2 separate regions of the Homo sapiens genome follow, and region 1 is linked to region 2. Evidence: chromatin loops called from intact Hi-C (ENCODE). Cell type or tissue: psoas muscle. All regions are shown on one strand. Each heading gives the region's core, and the rest is flanking DNA. Links, peaks and the distances in the headings are about the cores only. Region 1 holds the start of LOC124901123 (a long non-coding RNA gene). Region 2 overlaps RNF145 (ring finger protein 145).

Region 1 (2,920 bases), core at 131-2,630, 350 kb after region 2:
ATTCCTTCTGGTGTAACAGACGTCTCTCTCTGCCTCCTCCTCTCCATCCTATTCAGCATCTACTCCCTTTCTATGGAAAGGCACCCTCCTTGCTGTGGGGAACTGTTCGTTTGCACCATGTGGTTCTGGTGGGTGAGCTGTGTCATGTGACCAAGGTTTGACCAATCATGGGATCTCACGCATCTTGCGACAGTGATTGGCTTCATGATGGCCACATGACCTAAGTTTGGTTTATTGGTGTTCTTCCCTTGAATTTTACCTCTGAGTGCTAGGAGAGAGAAATCTTTGTTTCCTTGGGAGTTGCAAATCTAGGTTGATGAAGCCTGGAGCTGCCCATGCCACGTCTCCTGCAGTGTGAATAAAGCTCTGCTATGTGAGGAAAGAATGAGTCCAACAGATGGAGAGAAGCAGAGATCTGAGATATGGAATGAGATGGGGTGGGAGAGGAAGGAGAGAGGGAGAGACGATATCATTATTTGAATTCCTGAGGACAGCTCTAGTCCTAGCCTTTGTGGATATGAGCCAGTAAATTCTAATTTTTCTTTATGCCAGATTGGGTTAGGTTTCTGTTCCTTGAATTCGAGGGTCCTGATAAATTCATCAGTTTATTTAAAGTAACTGTTACATTATAAATGAGAGTTGTGTATATGTTGCAACAAAATCCCAACAGTTAGTTTAAGTTGCTAATAAGGAATGGATTCCTATACTGAACTCCTTCTAAGAGCACAGAGGTCTGGGGTTACAGAGCCCCTTCTATGTTTGTATCACTGGAACCTAGCATAGAGCTTGGCACATGGAAGTTCTCAATATGTATTTGGAGAACACAGTAAGGCACGAGAGAGAATCTGATTGGCTCAATGGGTCAGTACCATCCAGCACAGGAGAGTCCTACTGGCTGGACCACGGTTCCCACATGGGCCAACATCTTGGCTACCTATGGGTTAGGAACCTCACCCACGGTCTGGCCAGCTGTGAGTAGAGAATAATAACTTCTGGTGTAGAAAATCACCTCTTTTTCTCATGGTGTAGAAAATAACCCCTTTTGTTAAATATTTATTTAAATTTGACTATGGGTATGGCAGGTACTCTGAGTCTCACAAAGGGAACAGAATAGCAGACAAGTGCTTCACTTGGCTTGTTCAGGCCGTGTGAGTCCTCCCATTAAATCCCTCAGTGAGGGGTCTGAAGAGCGACCGGGGAAGTTCCAGAAAATGCTGGTCTGCTTCCTGCCGAGGGTCTGCCCTTGAGCTTCTCTTCCAGAGGAGAACCGTGACTCTGACCAAGGGGGCAGTTCTGGGAAACTGTGGGAGCCTGCAGCAAATGACAGAAAAGGGGCTGACTCCAGAGTGACCCTGCCAGGCCTTCTGGTGAGAAACACGCCCCTTGCTATGGTGAGGCCGGCCACAGCCTGACACTGCCTCTGCTGGGGATGAGAGCATGGGGAAGCAACAGCATTCCAGTGTCAGCCTGGCTCTGGCTGTGCCCCAGGCCCTGTTCCCACTGTAAGCTGACACTGGCTGGGAGGGGCCTCTCATCTCCTCTTTGAGGGCTCCAGGGCAGAGTCTGTTCTCAGATTTGAGCAGCAGCCTGTGGATGCTGCAGAGAGTGTGAAGAAAGCAAACCAACCTCTGTGGGCCCAGTGAGTCGGGTAGGGCCCTCTGATTTGTGTCTGAGAGGTTGGCGTTTGCAGTAGATTTTAGTCTTGACCTTGTCGACTTGGCAACAGGGTTAAATGGGAGACAGTGAACTGTATCTGGAGGGTCTGGATTGGGGCCTGAAGGCCTAGGGGTTAGCCCAGTTCTCTCTGTAAGCTGTTTTGGGGCCAGGGGCCAGCCTTTGGTACCTGGGCCTCAGGCTCCTCAGTGGTAAATTGAGGAGGTTTGTCGGGCCATGTGCACTTGGAGGTTCCTTCCAACCTGAGTAATCCCCACTCACCATCAAGTAATGGCTCTAAATTCATTTGCTCTGTGGAGATAACCAATATGGAAAAGATTGGCCTCAAATTTAACTTTTTTTTATAGGCAGTAAAGGATAGATGAGAAGTAACATTATTCCAAATAGAATGACAGGAATAATAATTATTACAGTAATAACAATAACAAAACAATGCTTTCAAAATAGTCACTGTAGGCCAGGTACTCTAATCAAGATTTTACATACCTTACCTTATTTATTCCTTTCCAACACTCCCCTGGGTGGATATCATGGTACTTGTTTAGGAGACGAAACTATTGAGGTGCAGAGAGGCTCAGTTACTTGCCCAACAGCTCATTGTTCAAAGGTAGCAGTGCTGGGATTTGAACCCAGGGTCCACTTGATTCTAAAGCCTACATTCTCACCTCCTCCGTTATCAGGTAGGTGAGAGGTGCCTTCTACTTTCTGCTGTGAAAGTGCAGATACAGAGGAGCAGCAGCTGTCCACTTGCTTCTCCAGTGTTCATATGTCATAAATCCCTCAGGGATGTAGCCTTAGACTTATTGTTCCTACCCCATTACTGGCCATTCCCTACCATCCCCACCAAACCCATGCTCCTTCTCCACTCACCACTTCTCCACAGGTCACAGTGGTCTGTGCCTCAGAGCCTTCATAGGTGCTGGTCCTTGTTCTTGAAACCCTAGTCATCTCTCTTACTTCTGGAACATTCCTACTCGGCAAGGTTCAGATGCCGTCTCCCTTTTAAAAGATGCTCTGATTTTCAAATAGCCACAGCCCACTTTTGCTTCTGTCATAGTCTGTATCATGTTCTGTAATTATTTGTTTTAGTCAACTCTCATTCAATAAATATTTGCTGAGTGACTCTTTGTGCTTGGCACTGTGTTAGGTGCTGGGGAATTTTCTCCTGTCCACTTTTCCTGTCCTCTAGACACCCATCACACAATCAAACTCATAGTTTTTTTTTTTTTTTTTTTAACAGAGATGT
Region 2 (2,847 bases), core at 348-2,847:
CGAATCTTAGGTAAGTTTAATATGTAGCACAGCATATTAAAAAAAAAAATGAAGCATCTGTCTCTAGTTTAAAACTGTTCAAAAATATGAAGCTCATTACTCAGTCAGTGGTGAGGATTAAAAATACAGATGGGCAAAACCTGAAACAGAATGACACTTCAGTGATGATTTTTTTTCAGATGAGGCTGATGCCCAGAAAAACAAAGGCTAATCAAAGATCACAGAGGACTTAGAATTATAATCCAGAGCTCCTGCCCTTAGTGCAAGCCCCTTTTATCCCTCTGTGCTGTCCATTTCCCTAAATCCAAGAGGACTGATAAAGGATTGTCACAGTACTAATTTTGATGGCAAAGTGCATAAGGTGACAGACCTTATTACAAAGTTTTTAAGGGAATATTGATGCGTGAAAATAGGTATGCACTGTCTGAAAACACTGGAAACCATTAAGTAGACAAGAAAAGTGACCTAAAAAGGACTCATAAGGGAACTGATGATTCTCTCAATTTGATCAAGCATAATAGAAGAGGAACTGAATCTAATTTTCTCATCTTCTCTTCAGTAGAACAAACCAGGTGGTTAAACTTTGTCTTCTTCCTAAGTCAAAAACTCTGCAGTGAGTTGGAAGCTATTACAAAATGGCTAGATTTTGAATACGGATGGCATTATACAATGCTACTGTCCAGTATGTAAGGACAAATAACAAATTAAGTCAGAGGTATATTTGGAACCATTCACAGGTGTGCTCCCAAATTTCAAATAATCTGTAAAATGAAGTTGCTCCACCAGAGTGCTGGTCACTGATATGCTCTCTTTCTAGGACGTGGAAGACAACTTCTGTGCTGTTGTGGCTGGTGGGGCCATATCAGTAGTTCCGGCCAAGGGAGTGAGTGGAAGTGACATGTCCATACCAGGGAGGAACGTGTAATTGCTGGTGTACAGCCTTGCAGTCTTCCCTTTGGCATGACCATCCAGAAAGTTCAATAGTGTCTGCACCAAACAGGATAGTGTCTGCACCAAACAGGATATCCTTGTAATGTACGTGCATGACATAAATCTTTGTGGTTTTAAAGCCACTATAATTTTGAGGTTTTCTGTTACAACCACATAATATATTCCTCCTGACACACAGTGACATTTGTCCAAAAGGCTACTAACACACTCATCTGATTTGGCATGTACAGCTGGGATCTATTTGCTATTAAGAAGTAAAAAGTGTATTATAATGTGGAAAGTAATTCCAAAGAACTCTACTTTTATTAAAATCCCAGATCATTACTGCTAGGTCTTTGGATAAGCAGCCTTCCTACCACTAGAGGGAGCTATCTGCTTTGTCTTCTGCCTAACACGGAGCACCAAAAAGATGATAAACTTCCAGCTACACCTGGGGAGAAATGAATTCTAGCCTAGATACTTTCCCCCCGCCAACAAGTCATACTGCCTTAGTGCTAGGCTAGCTGGATAGAAGCTCTGAAATGCTCAGGCACCCCAAAAGGCTGATTCAATCTGAATCAGAAGTAAGGTTCAGAAATGTGTACTTTTTTAAAATAAAAAGCTTCCCAAACACTTCTGAAGCACAGGTAAGTTTGCTAACACTGGGTGTAGAAGATTTCAAAAGAAATGGTCCTTTTCAATCAAAGAGTTTTGCCATCTACAGGGCATTTCTGACAAGGATCAACATGTAAGTCCAACTAAATTAAAAACAGAACCTCCTAAGAACAGAACTTCAAAAAAAGCACTTTATAATGACAACAAACCACAAGAACAAAACATAATTATCTTCAAATTTAAATTTATTAAGACATTCAGCTATGTCTGTCAGTCTACATCCAAATTTGCTACTAAAAATAAAATAAAGTCACATCCCACATTAGGAATACCGAGGTCTGAAAAACACTTTTTGAGCCAAGCCTATTGTATAAATAAATGACTAGTTTCTTTTCATATCAAAATTCCCATAAAAAATTACATTCCCCCCTCCCCAGTTCTACCTGTAGCCATGATGAATGTAAAAATTTAAATATGACACATCCTTGTCAAAGAAAAGGTGCAAAGTCTATTAACAGCTTTAAAAGTGGCATTTGCAGAGTGTGATCATACAGTTATGTACTCATTCCCAAAGTGCAAATATTGCCATAATTTAACACTGTTTTGATTCAGTTGCAAGAATTAAACATTACACAGGATTGAAAAGTACACCCAGGGCCTCTATCAGTGCCCTAAAGCCCTTCCCACTTTGGTCTCCTTCACTAAAGCAGACTCCAAAGTGTTCATCAGAGTTTTAGTTTACTTCACACAGCCAGCGAAGTATACAACATATTTAACAAAAGTTTCATATACATCAAAATACTGAAGACTCCGTCATAAAGTTCAAGAGTCTCAGATTACATGAATGCACCCGCAAGGCCCAAGTGCCCACCCACCCCTTCCCTAAAGCACATACAAAGTATGAGCGTGCTTCAATCTTTGAATACAATCAATGCTTCTTCATCTTTGATTTCATTTCAGTGCTGTACAAGACTCAATAATCACCTGACTGAGCTCCAATTAACTGAGGAGAAACGGGGTGGAGGAGAGGGCTGGTTGCTATTCAGACTTGATAATGAGATTGATCTGTCCCATGGAGAGTGAAAGTTCAGTTCCACTTCTGCCTCCTTCTTTCCATGCTGTCCTCATGCTCTTTATCCTCACTTCCTCAGTCCCTTCAACACTCAAAATCTGATTTTATTTCTCTCTCACACGTATCAGGGGCAGTTTCTGAAGTTGCTGAGGTTGAATTTTCTTCACAAACCTCTATAAAACATCAGCAGAGAACATATAAATACATTTTGATTAGCATACATTGCAAAA

What was found. Peaks named below come from ENCODE experiments on the same cell type or tissue, not always from the same donor. Only the 100,000 strongest peaks of a DNase experiment are listed, where the experiment ranks them.
Region 1: a loop joins it to region 2, with 7 times the contacts of the local background. A loop is called at or near these places in 2 of 110 quality-filtered maps.

What each region holds. Positions count from the first base shown.
Region 1 is chr5:159,509,041-159,511,960 of GRCh38, forward strand. It overlaps LOC124901123 (a long non-coding RNA gene), which reads right to left and starts at 2,818. Exons shown (of 2, transcript XR_007059022.1): 1 at 2,545-2,818. RefSeq lists an enhancer at 886-1,386. In psoas muscle, for the core only: no CTCF peak of the experiment used is centred there; a DNase peak (open chromatin) is centred at 1,481.
Region 2 is chr5:159,155,637-159,158,483 of GRCh38, forward strand. It overlaps RNF145 (ring finger protein 145), which reads right to left. Exons shown (of 11, transcript NM_001199383.2): 11 at 1,773-2,847. Among named protein-coding and RNA genes, the nearest start is that of RNF145, 52 kb to the right of the region's middle. RefSeq lists an enhancer at 1,451-1,580. In psoas muscle, for the core only: a CTCF peak has its summit at 1,311 (motif pointing right); no DNase peak of the experiment used is centred there.